3 separate regions of the Homo sapiens genome follow, and all the other regions are linked to region 1. The links are chromatin contacts, found by Hi-C or POLR2A ChIA-PET in ENCODE. All regions are on one chromosome and are shown on one strand. The core of a region is the stretch at or near the end of the contact, and the rest is flanking DNA. Distances in the headings are between cores, read along the strand shown.

Evidence for each region. A loop is a pair of places that touch in the nucleus more often than their neighbours do. ChIA-PET counts read pairs that join two places held with the same protein, here RNA polymerase II (POLR2A). Pooled maps may share reads with other maps.
Region 2: a loop to region 1 is called in a map of MCF 10A, with 7 times the contacts of the local background. The contact joins two enhancer-like sites. A Hi-C loop is called at or near these places in 2 of 168 maps with a recorded cell type or tissue (MCF 10A and adrenal gland) and 6 of 50 pooled maps.
Region 3: a loop to region 1 is called in a pooled map, with 2.5 times the contacts of the local background. The contact joins two enhancer-like sites. A Hi-C loop is called at or near these places in 2 of 168 maps with a recorded cell type or tissue (Calu3 and PC-9) and 4 of 50 pooled maps. POLR2A ChIA-PET finds 5 or more read pairs at or near these places in 1 of 52 experiments (H1).

What each region holds. Positions count from the first base shown.
Region 1 is chr7:106,173,774-106,178,195 of GRCh38, reverse strand. No RefSeq gene overlaps it. Among named protein-coding and RNA genes, the nearest start is that of SYPL1, 64 kb to the right of the region's middle. RefSeq lists a silencer at 1,312-1,451. Within about 2 kb of position 1,320, at least 9 of the 41 ENCODE cell types and tissues checked have a DNase peak (open chromatin) inside an H3K27ac peak, as active enhancers do.
Region 2 is chr7:106,715,815-106,719,929 of GRCh38, reverse strand. No RefSeq gene overlaps it. Among named protein-coding and RNA genes, the nearest start is that of CCDC71L, 57 kb to the right of the region's middle. RefSeq lists an enhancer at 627-1,826. Within about 2 kb of position 1,614, at least 9 of the 41 ENCODE cell types and tissues checked have a DNase peak (open chromatin) inside an H3K27ac peak, as active enhancers do.
Region 3 is chr7:106,766,803-106,771,033 of GRCh38, reverse strand. No RefSeq gene overlaps it. Among named protein-coding and RNA genes, the nearest start is that of LINC02577, 6.1 kb to the left of the region's middle. Within about 2 kb of position 2,858, at least 4 of the 41 ENCODE cell types and tissues checked have a DNase peak (open chromatin) inside an H3K27ac peak, as active enhancers do.

The DNA.
Region 1 (4,422 bases), core at 71-2,570:
TGCCAGTTCTTGCCTTCTCTCTCTTCTCCTCATCTTCAGTTAAGAAAAATGGAAGCACAGTGTGGGGGGTAGCCAAGACCTTGGACCAACCTGGATGCTAATTTCAATCCACAACACTGGACGTAAGCCCTGGCCAGCAGTCCTCAGCTACTTTCAGCTCAGCCACCCGAGGCTCCTAGGGCTGAAAATACCCGAGCATCTGATGAAGCAGCTGCAGGTTAAATTTAGCCCTGGCGAACCTGGGACTGATCTGGGTGCTAGAAGCAGCAGAGCAGACTGACTGACGCACCCAACACAGGTGTGAGGGCCAATGATGGCACCTGGGAGGGAAGCACCTGGGAGGGAAGTGGAGCAAGGGAAAGAGACAGAGCAGGGCCCAAAGCCAGTTCTCATCTTGCAGGAGTGTGACAGGACCCGTCAGCCCGGCACTGCTGTTAGCGGATGCCAGGCAGGTAGCATCAACGAGCAAAGCAGAAAGATGTACAGAAAGGGGAAGGGTGGGATTGTGATAAACTGCAAAGCAGATGTCCCACCTAAAACCACTGGAATAGCCTGGGCGACAGAAGGAGACTCTGTCTCTAAATAAACAACAAAACCACTGGAATTTAGGTTTTTAAATAACATCATGTTAGCCAAATAAAATCCTGCATTTGATCTGCAGACTCTTAGTGTGATACCCTGGCCTAGTTGAATGGAGAAGCCAACCCCATGGCCACTATTTCACCATCAGCTATTTCATTCTTTGTTTCTTCAGAGTCTCCTGTTAAAATCCAAACAGACCTCGGGCTTTGAGCTTTCTTAGCTAACTCGGTTATTCTTACTGATCTCTTTAAAGAAGGAAGAAAGGGGAAACAATCAGCGTGCATGAATAAATTAACTGGTAAATTAGCACCTAATATGTTCAGAATCAACTATTTGTTACCTGTATTGAGCAGCAGTTACTGAATGCAAAGAATTCCACTCAACTGGGGTTGGAGTCAGACAGGCTTTGGTCTCAATCCTGGCTCTGCCATCACTGGGAAACTAATTAACTTCCCCAAACTGCAGCTTCCTCTGCGTAGGGTGGAAATCATATGCCTTTCTTGGATTGTTATGAAGATTAAATGAAATAACCCAGGACAGTGTTCGACATGAGATAATTCATGCTCAGTAAATGGTGGATGAACTTTAATCATCTGAAAGCCAGGTTCTGTGGGACAGGGACTAAGAGTGGAAGGGGAAGAAGGCAGTGGGAGAGCCCTTCACCAGCTCACAGCTTTCCTGGAGCCGGCATTCCAGCCCGGGTCAGGCCTCATGCAGAATCAGAGGGCTTCGGAGCCACGTGGGGCCACACTGCCCCCCTGTGCCCATTTGCCACACTGCGGCTGCATTCATGCAAAGCTGCCATTTGAGATGCAGAATCCGGCCAGAAGACCACGACTTCACCATTGTCTCTACTCCGCTGGAACCCCTCCCTGCTGTCTTGTGCTGAGCTGGGTGGTTGTGGAAGCCAATTATCTAAGACTGCAATAACCTGTGTTGTCCAGTCACCCAAGCAAGCTACCCCCACACTGGGGAGCACATGTCCAACTTCCCTGAGCCAGCACTCACCCACAGATGGCCAGGTACTGCAATCACCTGGATAGATTTGGAAATAAATACCCACTGACACCCATCCAGACCTACAGAATCAAAACCTCTGAGGATGGGTCTGGGGGATCCATATAAAAAGAAAAACCTTCCCAAAGGAACTTACATTCAGCCGATTTTGAAAACATACTGCTTTAACCCCTTACTGGGCTGCTCTGCAATACCTCTTCGGTCTGACTTGGTTTTGTAAGTGACACAAGCAGAAAAACACTGTGCTCTCTGCACTGAAAATGAGTATTCCCATGGAGCTGGAGAAGCAAGGAGGTAAGGAGTAGATGAAAGGAAGCAGACAGAGCAGGAGGTAGAAAAAAGGAGATCCTGAGGAAGACACAGAAAGGAAGGAAAACAGGCACAGAGAGAGAAAGAAATGGGAAAGAAGAGGAAAGGGAGGAGAACAGAGGGAGGGAAGGGGGAGAGAGATATAAAGAAATACATGAGAAAGATGCAGCACACTCCTAAACTCATGATAGCATTTGCTAGGGCAGTGATAACCTACGCCAAAACAATAGACATATAGTAGATTAAGAAAAAAAGTATTTCAATGTAGGCATAGGATTCATACCTACAATATGCAAAAAAAGGTTCTACATATTGACAAGGATATAAAAAACGCAATGGAGAAATGAGCAAAGACATGGAGAGAAGATCCAAGTAGCCAAGACATGAAAAAGTGTTCAGCTCACTAGCAGTTTGGGAAATGCAGATCATTATTGTATACCTATACTTACTGGCAAAAATCAGAAAGCCACTTACTTATAGCTGAGTGGGATGTAGGGGAAAGGATTTCTTTAAATCTTGATGGCAAAAAATATAAATTGTTACTGAACTTTGAAAAGCTATCTGACGTCATCTAACAAAATTTACCACTCAATCAATCCACCTGCTCCATTCTGGGGACTTGATGCTCTCAAGATAAAAGCACCAGGACACATCAATATTTGCACAAGAATGCTAATTGCAGCATTGTTCCCAGTAGCAAAAACACCAGTACAAAGAAAAAGGCCATTAATAGGGTACTGTTGAATAAACACTGATAGATCTAGCCCATTCAATATGGCTTTATACAGCAATTAAATGGAATGAATAGAGCCATATTGGAGTTGAAATTTAAGGAATGAGGTACTGTGTGGAAAACAATCATTAAAAATATAGGGTAAAAGTGTTCATAATATTGCTCCATTTTTGTAAAACAACATAATGATAGAAATTTCTGTTGTGTATATGTGTACGTGTGTGTGCAGGGCTGGCATTCAGCCAGTGTACACTGATAAAACCATATTGGACATTTTAGCAAGCGTTCACTGTGTTTGGTTGGTGCTGTGCATACTGCAGCCAGTACGTATTTGCTACATATTTTGAATGTCATTCCTGCAATATATGCATTCATATTATTGTATATAAGTATATAATAAATATGGAGAAAATATAGATGGCTGCATTGTAGGCTGTTAACATGGATTACTTGGAAAGGAAAGGAGACTTCTTTAGGTAGGATAAGGGAAAATAAAAGAGGGGATAACCGATCTAATAAGGAAAAGACAAAGACAGCAGGAAAACCTGTGTAACACAATCATAAATATGCTATGCACTTCTGTAAAAATATATATATGTTTCCAAGTATATAGCATTTTGAAAATATAAATGTGAGAAGCTTGTATTAGTCAGCAATTGTTGCAATCATGCCATGTAACAACCCAAACCCAAAAATCTCGGCAAGTACAATAAAAGCATGTATTTCTCACTCACGGATCAGTGGGTTGGCTGGTGTGACTGCTTTAGGCTGTGGGTCAGGCTCCCTGTGTCTCTCATTCTGAACCAGAACCACCTGGGGCATGCTCTTCTCATGGAAAATGGCAGTGGCACAGGAGGGAAGCTAAGCCATACAAGCACACGTAAAGCCTCTGCTCATGCCTCATTCACTTGCACTCTGATGTCTGAAGGAAGTCACATGGCCAACCCAACATCAGTGGGATAATATGTTCTTCCCATAAAGGGGTGGCGGGGGTATGGGAGAGGGAGAGCAAATGCTTGCTAAATGAAAATACAGTCTCCCCCAGAATCCTGTGGAAAGCTGGGCAAGAGAGGATGATTGTACCATGGAGAGAGCTCTCTTGGGGAAAAAAAAAAAAGAGAGAGAGACAAGTGAAGACAATGCCAAGGGCATGTTGTACAAATGGCCTAGTCAGTTGAAGAACACAGATAGCCCTGTCCTGACACATCGTCACAACAGATGAGATACCTGTTGGGGAAAGGGTGTAAATTGGTGCAACATTTTTGGAAAGCTGTTTAATAATATCGCTTAAAATATAAAATGCACAAACTTTAAAAACAATCTACAATTTCCTCCTGGAATGGAACCTTATCTGTGGATATACTAGCCAAATGATATCAAGTAAGGCAATGTTTATAGTAGGAAACAAAAACTAGGAAAAAAACTAAATATCAGAAGAATATGGTTAAATAAATCATACTATATCCATAAAATGTAACATTCTGCAGTTGTTAAAAACAAAATACTAGCACTCTATATGTGCACATATCTAGAAATATCAAGATATATTAAGTTTAAAATGAAAATTCAAAAAAATGAGCAAAGAATATAAACAGGCAAGTCATCAAAGAAAACTCAAATTGTCAATGAATATAAAACATGCTCTTCTTCACTAGTGAGTAGGAATTTCTAATTACAAAAACAGTAAGATAGCATTCCACCCTCAGAAAAATTCATTTAAAAAATCTGATCATACCAAGTACTGGCAAAAATGTGGAAAAGCAGAAACTCTTCCGTGGTAG
Region 2 (4,115 bases), core at 365-2,864, 540 kb before region 1:
ATATGCCTTGTGTCCAAACCCTTCTCTCTCTCTCTCTCTGCTACTAGTACCTTAGTTCTTATCTAGATTATTTGAACAGTTTTCTCTTGTTCTTCTCCTTTTCCTCATCCTTTTCCTTCTCTTCTTCTAGGTTTAAAAATATGTCTTGAAGATAAGCCTGTTTTTTGTTTTCACATGTTAACATGTCTAAAATTGGGATGCGTCTTATAATCAATGGTGTCTTGTACTTGCTTTCAGCCAAGAAGTTGTTCTAACATAGTGATTGTTATCTACTTGTACAAACTTGGTTTTTAGGACGATATGAGTAGACCACAGCAACTCCTTGATATTTTATTCAACAATCATTAAAGGGCCATTTGAGGAAGGAATATGGTCCTGATTCTTGTATAATAAACTTTTATTGACAATTTCTGGTAAACTCAAGATTTGAGAGCAGCAAAAGCTACAGAATGGGTGCCGGTAGCCTGGGAGGAAACCTCAAAGACAGTATTGGAGCACTTTTTGAATAGATACTACACATCACTAATACTCTGGATAGAACAGGGATCAATATCAGGTGATTTTAGGCTGTGGAGTGGTGAGATGCGGTGGAGGAACAATTTTTAAAGTGAGCAAAAAAGATCTTTTCTCTCAGAAATATTACATCTATCCACACCCAAAGTATATCTTTTTTCTTTTTTGAGATGCAGTCTCACTCTGTCACCCAGGCTGTAGTGCAGAGGTGCAATCTCGGCTCGCTGCAACCGCAGCCTCCCAGATTCAAGTGATTCTCCTGCCTCAGCCTCCTGAGTAGCTGGGATTACAGGCACTCGCCACCATGCCTGGCTAATATTTATATTTGTTGTAGAGACAGGATTTTGCCATGCTGCTCAGGCTGGTCTTGAACTCCTGAGCTCAAGTAATATGCCCATCTTGGCCTCCCAAAGTGCTGGGATTACAGGCATGAAAGATCCTTAAGACCTAAATTTTTATCTTGAGTTAGCCTTGGCTTCTGTTTATATGTGGTAAAAATTGTTTTTAAAGAATAATCTCAAGTATTCTGGAAGACAGGTATCTCCAAATTGATGAACATTTTTTTCTTCAAGAATTTTTCAGTAATGATGATTTTGTTTCCTTCATCTCCAGTAGGCAGTCATGGCAACTTGGTAACTTGAGTCACGTATCTGAAAAATGATAATGAAATGGTAGTATACCTTGCACAATAAAGACAGTGGCCATTAAATATTTTTAAATAATGCGAAAGTATTTATCACCAGTTGCCAGTAGTCATGCTCAGTAATTTCCTCCCTGGCTTTGCTCTGCCCAGATATCTTTAAAAGAATGCTGTAAATGTCACAACTCATTATGAAGCTGAACATATTACAGCATGAAAAAAACAAATGCTACTTTTCTAACCATAGTAAAAAGTTGTTTAATGCAATTCTTTTAAACATGTGCTTATCTTCTTTCATCTTCTACCCAGTTCTGCACCCTTCCCCCACACATGACTATTAACTAAGTCACAATGAATGCTCCCATTGCCTCCTACTCAGCTGAATCAACATTTCCGGAGGCTGTGACTAATAAAAGCCACAGCCCATGGTATGCTTGACTTTTGAAAATCCTGATTAGCTTTAAGGGCATAATTATGTGTACCTCTACTTATAGAATGAGGAAGTTGATTTGAGCTATGTCTCTAAATTACACTAAAAACTACAAAAATGAACTACAAAAATGACTTAATGAAGTCAGACTTCATTAAGATTATTAACTTATTTGGCTTTTAAAAAAATGTATTGACTGATTACTTAGGTATTCTGAGATCATCATGGTGTAAACTAAAGCATTTGGCTAATAGGATACTTAATGGTCCTTTGCTTTGCTATTCATGGCTCAAAATAAAGGGAAGTGTAGAAAAGGAAAGATCTAATCTCTGAAAGGCAATCTAACAGAAACTATATCTCTGAACATAATTTTGTTGGTTAATTACCATGGAGATAAATTAATCCAAGAAAAAGGAGAGTGCTTCATAACTCCAAAAACAAATGAGTCTCTTCCAGTAGTGTCACTGTGTATTTGTCGTTGAACTGTGAGTACACTTTTAATTTCTCCCAGAAAGAGGATCCACTAAGAAAAAGCAAATTGTGCATTACTTTGGGTGCTCCCCTTTGATTGACAGCTATGCCCATAAGGTAAACTTCCCTTGGCTTAGTGTCCACTCCTGTCCAATAAGCAGGGCAAGATCACTGGATACTGGCCACTCAGAGGAGACCATGGGCCTAGCAGAAATGATAGGTAGGATTAAATAATTTACTTTTCTTCTTCCAATCACAGCCAAGTGCTTTGAAAATGTAGTGTTCAATTTTCTGTCTTCAGTTTCCCATATCCCCTTAGATTCTCAGCTCCTTGTACTCTGCTTCTGTCCCCAACACTCAAGTGAACTTCTCAAAACAACTCTTACTGATGCCCTAATTGCCAAATACAGTAGACTGTTCTCTGTCCTTATGTTTCTTGAAGTTGTTTAAACAGTTGGCATAGTTGACAATCCTTAGATTTCTCTGGAGATTTCCCTTCTAATGCTTCAGTTACTTCTTAGCTTCTTTTCTCTTCCATTTTTTTCAACCTATTATCATTGGCTTCTTCTCCATAGCCTTTTACCATGCTACAGGTTCTACCACATTAAAGGAAAGTTCTTTCCCCTAAATTTGTAATTCTTCTTAGAGATCACCCTATATTTTTCCAACTTCATTATTAACCCCCCAAAATAATATAAACCATTCTCTGCACTTTATCATTGCTCATTTACTCTAAAGCTCTCCATAATGAGGCTTACATCCCATTAACCTAGTGAAGTGGCTTCTGCAAAGTCATTAAAGATTTTCTAACTATTTAAAATCCTCATGTTATTTAACTTCTCTTTCCAGCACTTGACTATATTGATCACTTCCTTCATAAAATTCTCCTCCTTGGTTTCCATTACATTGCTCTTTGCTGGCTCTCTTCTTGCCTTTCTGGACATTCTTTTTCAGGCTTTCCACCTGTTAAACACTGATGCTTCCCATCATCTTGGCCCTTTTCTCCTCACAGTCTAAGCAATCCTAGCATAAGCTCACTCGTTTTCATGGCTTTACCCACCCCACACATGCTGACGACCTGTATGTAGTCTACAGAAGTTGGTATCTTGTACTTTTGCTTCTGCTGTACAGTGTTGCCTTTGACTGAGGGTCTTCTGCCAGCTTTGGAGCACTTCTCTGGGAGAGATAGTGAAGGCAGCCCTCTTCATCAGTGCAGAATTTGCCCCAGGAACCCTTTTTTCTGCTCTCAAAGACCAAGACACTATGTTTATCTCCTCTCTCAACTCCCAGGGCCCCTTTGGAAATATAATTCTGGTGGTCCTATGAATTAAGCTTTGAAAACAAAATCCTTTTAACTGTTTTGTAAGGTAAACAAATACCAGACCTCCAGGACACACTGCTTGGTTTCTAGATATTCTACCCCTATTTCAAGTATAGCATGTCTGCCAGGCCCGAATGCTGGGTGCCATCTTGTGCTCCTCATCCTCCTCATTTCCTGTGTTGAGCCAAACCTGTAGATTTTATTGTCTAAATGTCCTTAAAAACCACTCTCTTGGCATGTCCTTGGTGGCATTGCCTCTATTCAAGCCCTACTTACCTCCTTCCCTTGCCGTTTCCTCCAGTATTCCTTCCTCCAATTTGTCTTCCACACTGTTGTTAGAGGGATCATTTAACTATAGATCTGGTTACATTTATGTCTTACTTATAAAATATTTTTATGGCTAGCTTTCCAGTGATTTTATGAGATGCTCAACCTTCTCAGTGTGTTGGGCAAGGCTTTTGATACTCCTCCTTGTGTTCTCTCTTGCCTTGTCTCTTGCTATCCTGTGCACCTACGATACATATTTTCTCTAGTTTCTGTGTCTACTTGTACATGTTGGTCTCTCTGTCTATAATGCCTCTTCCTCCATCTACCCTTTCCCACCTATTGCCTTCACCAACATCTACTCATCAGGGAAATGCAAATTAAAACCACAATGAGATACCATGACATATCTATCAGAACGGCTAAAATTACAAAGACATACAATAGCAAGTGTTGGCCAGGATGTGGAATAGTTA
Region 3 (4,231 bases), core at 1,609-4,108, 590 kb before region 1:
TTGTGCCATTGCACTCCAGCCTGGGCAACAGAGCAAGATCCAGTCTCAAAACATATGTATATATGGCATGTGACTATATAATGCATAGTAACTGTTCAATAAATGTAAGCTATTGGTATTATTAGTCTCTCTGTCTCTCTCTTTTTTTTTGGCCTTATGTTTATCCCAAATAATTTGTATTTTCTTTGTTTTGGGCCTGATTTCTATATGAAGAAATAGTTTTGAATTGTCTCCTCGTGTATTAGCTCTGTCTCCCTAATTTTTAAATTGAAATATTCATAAACATGCATTCTGTGGTTTTCATGTTTTTGACAAAAATATTGAACAGAAATGAGCAAATCATAAATTCTTGGAGTTTGCCTTTTAAGGTGGAAGTCAAGTCTTTGGCCAATATTCTTTGGGTGACATTGAATGCCTAACTATGCAGCAAACCACCAGTCATCTTGCTGTTACCTGGGCCCTCATTCCTCCATCTTAACAACAAAAGGTGTGCATCACGATATTTGGCAAATGCTATGCTAAAACCAAGGCATACCATGTGCATGCCTTCCTCCTGACACACAGGCAACCAAATCTAAGAAAAGAAGTGAGACTGGTTGGCATGACTTGTTCTTAGTGAATTCACACTGGTTAGTATTTGTTTACTGTATCTTGCCTACAAATCATCCATTTTAGAATTTTGTTTGGCGTCTGCATGAGGCTCATCAGTTTACATACAGATCTCATTCTTTCACTATTTTTAGAAGTAGAAACATTTTCCAGCCATTAGTCACCTTTTCCATTCTCCTTGATTCTCAGGAGCAGTTCTCTGATCTCATCTGCAAACTCTTTTGATACTTTGGGATAGAATTTGTATTAACAGAAGTTTTGAAGTCATTCAGAGTAAGTGAAGATTTCTCTTACTATCTCTTTTTCTATTGTAGGTTTTAATTCTCTCTTCATAATGTTTGCTTCAAAATTGATGTTCATCTCTCTTAGAATATGGAAGGAAGCAGAAAATTGAATGGTTCTTTGATTATGTTATCATTTGTTAAGGTTATATTGTAATTTTTTTTTTTTTTTTTGAGACAAGGTCTTGCTCTGTGGCCCAGGCTGGAGTGCAGTGGAGTGAACATGGCTAGTGAGGGTTTACTTTCTGGGCTCAAGTGATCCTCCCACCTCAGCCCCGAGTAGCTGGGAACACAGGCGTGTGCTACCACACCTGGCTAATTTTTTACAAAGTTTTGTAGAGATGGAGTCTCACTTTGTTGCCCAGGCTGGTGGGCAAGAGGTCCTCCTGGGCTCAAGTGATCCTCCTGCCTTGGCCTCCCAAAGCATTAGGATTACAGGTGTCAGCCACCATGCTTGGCCTAAGGTGATATTGTCTGAGATACAGCATAGGTTTTTCTTCCCAGATCTTTTCTTGGCTACGGAGATTAAAAAGAAAAACAGCTTTCTTGCTGTCTTTAGTATTTATCTCCGCCCCTACTTTATTTTAAGACTTTATTCTCATAATACTCTAAACAAATTTTCCCTTTCTTTTATCGCATGCTTGGGTCTGTCCACCCCATCCGTCCTCTGAGCCATAGGAACCTCGAGTCTTACTACTCCAGATCTAACCCTCCTTTTACCTCCTCTCTGAGAACTGTGTGCTCCTAGACTATTATTCTATTCTTGCTGTTTATGTTTTCAGCACAAGCTTGTTTATGGTCAATTATCTGAGATTATTTCTATTATATTTTCTTTCCAGACAGCATATCTTTCCTCCTAAACAGGATCATTTTTGTAATGCTCAAGTAATCCTGTTTTCAGAGTCTACATTCCTCTTCTAAACATATTCCCTTGGGCACTATTATTTTCCTTACTTTTTATGAAGCCCCCTTTCTGAAGGTCTGACCATTACCTTTTTCACTATTATAAACATCAAGGCCATTTTATTCCAAGGTTTGCTTGTTTCTGCATTTGACACCTCCTTCTTTCTTGTTGGAATCCAGGACAAAAATTTCCTAAATGTATTCCTTTACCTGCTGAGGGAAAATTGTCAGTAACCCAAACCAAGAACAAACTCTCCGTCTGCTGTGCGCTGGGTTGAATGTGTGCCTTTCCCCAGCTTATGTTCACCTGGAGCCTGTGAATATGACCTTATTTGAAAATACAGTCTTTGCAGATGTAATCAAGTTAAGACGAGGTCATACTGGATTAGAATGGGCCCTAAATTCAATATAACTGGATCCTTATAAAAAGAGGAGCATTGGGACACAGGGACACAGACAGGGAGAAGATCGTAGGTGGAGACTGCAGTGATGCATCTAGAAGCCAGGGAGCACCAAGGGTGGCAAGCAACTGCTAGAGGCTAGGAAGAGGCAAGGAAGGTTCCCTAGAGGCGTCAGAGGAAAACATCAACCTGCCAGCACCTTAGTTGCAGACTACTAGCTGCCAACACTGAGATAATAATTTTTTGTTGTTTTAAGCCACCTAGTTTGTGGTGATTTGTTATGGCAGCATCAGGTAACCAATACATGTGGTTAATAGCAGGATACCACTAACTGGTTCCAGGTGGCCAATTCTGTAGCAGTTTTGCTACATGTATCAGAAGATAGCATGGCTATGTGGCAAGAATATAGACTTTAGGCTTAAAGACCCATGCTCGAGTCTTAGACCTACCACCGATGAGTTGGGCGATCTGCAGCTGCTAAAAGAAAAATTTTGGACAAACTAAATTTAACAGAGTTTAATTGAGCAAAGAATGTTTCATGAACTGGGCAATCCCCAAACCAGAATAGATTCAGACAGACTCACGTGAAAAGGATTTATGAACAGAAAAATGAAAGTGAAACAGAAGTGAGGAATAGGAACAGCTGGATTGTTACAGCTTGATGTTTGTCTTATTTGAACGTGGTTTAAACAGTTGGCCATCTGCAATTGGCTGAAGCTCAGTGATGGGTACAAGAGCAAGTTACAGTCTGTTGATACATCCAGTTAGGTTACAGTTCACTATGTGCAGAGAAACCTTTAGCCTCAACTTAAAAATATGTAAGGAGGCAGCTTTAGGCTAAACTTAATTTAACAGGGCATGGTCAATTAATCACTTATAACTTCCATAAAATAATGATAATGTATTATTCATCTGATAAGTCTTCTCTGAGATTGAAGAAAATGTGAGAAAGCACATTTTAAGTTATAAAGCCCCAACAAAGGCTATTGTATTGAGCACCCTTGACATAAGTAACTCCATCTTAAAAAAAAGACTCCATCTTACATTTCACGGGACATTTTGCCAACAGGGATACGATGTTTGCTTAATAAATTTGTAATAAATAAAGACTGCATCCAACCAGATAAGGGCATAAACAAGCACACACTTCCACTATCAGTCCTCTGGTGGTCGTAAAAAGAGCAGGGCTTCAGCAGCTCAAAGCGGCCATCTTAACTGACATGCTCTTACTGTCACTAGTGATCAACACCTGGCATCTGCTGCTGAAGGCTCTGCCCACATCAAAGACTTTTCCTTTCAAGACCTTTCCTGGACCGCCGAGCACAGACCAGGAGATTCTTTCTGTCTTCATCGTCACTTTCCTCGGACTACTTCATTAATCCTTTTTCCTATTCCCTTTCTCTTGATGTTAAATATTACTTTGGTGTGGAATGTTTAATCTTAACATTTATATGTTGATGAAATATACTACTATATATGGTTTGCAATGTTGACTGACTTGTGGAGTGGCTTGAGCTGTGTGCTCTGACTACGGAGTGAACGAGAAGTACTAAGGAGAGAGTTGCCTTCTTGAGAACTCCATGTAGCTTGTGGCTTTTGTGGTTAAAATAGCATCAGTAAAAATCTGACATTGTGGAGACACAAACATGCATGGACCTGGTTATCTCTGACTTTGCCCTGCTCATGAGAGCTATCTAGGATTGTTTTACCCAATTTCCTTCATGTGCTGGGTATCTGTATTACAGTCCTTCAAAGATACTACTTCCATCTCTTTCCGGGTTTATCCCCTTTTAAATACTTCTACTCTCAGATTTTAAATTTCCATTGGAATATATATATTCTTGACATACAATTTTCCTATCCTATCCTTTCGAGGAAACGTTTTCCTTTTGAACAAGGTATGCATGCTCTTTTAATGTTGTATTCCAGGTATGCATCTCATCAGTAAGTCTCAATGATCCTGAGACAGTGTTTACCAATCCTTATCTAAAAATCTTCAAAGTATGGATACGGTGTGCATGTGACATATACACATTT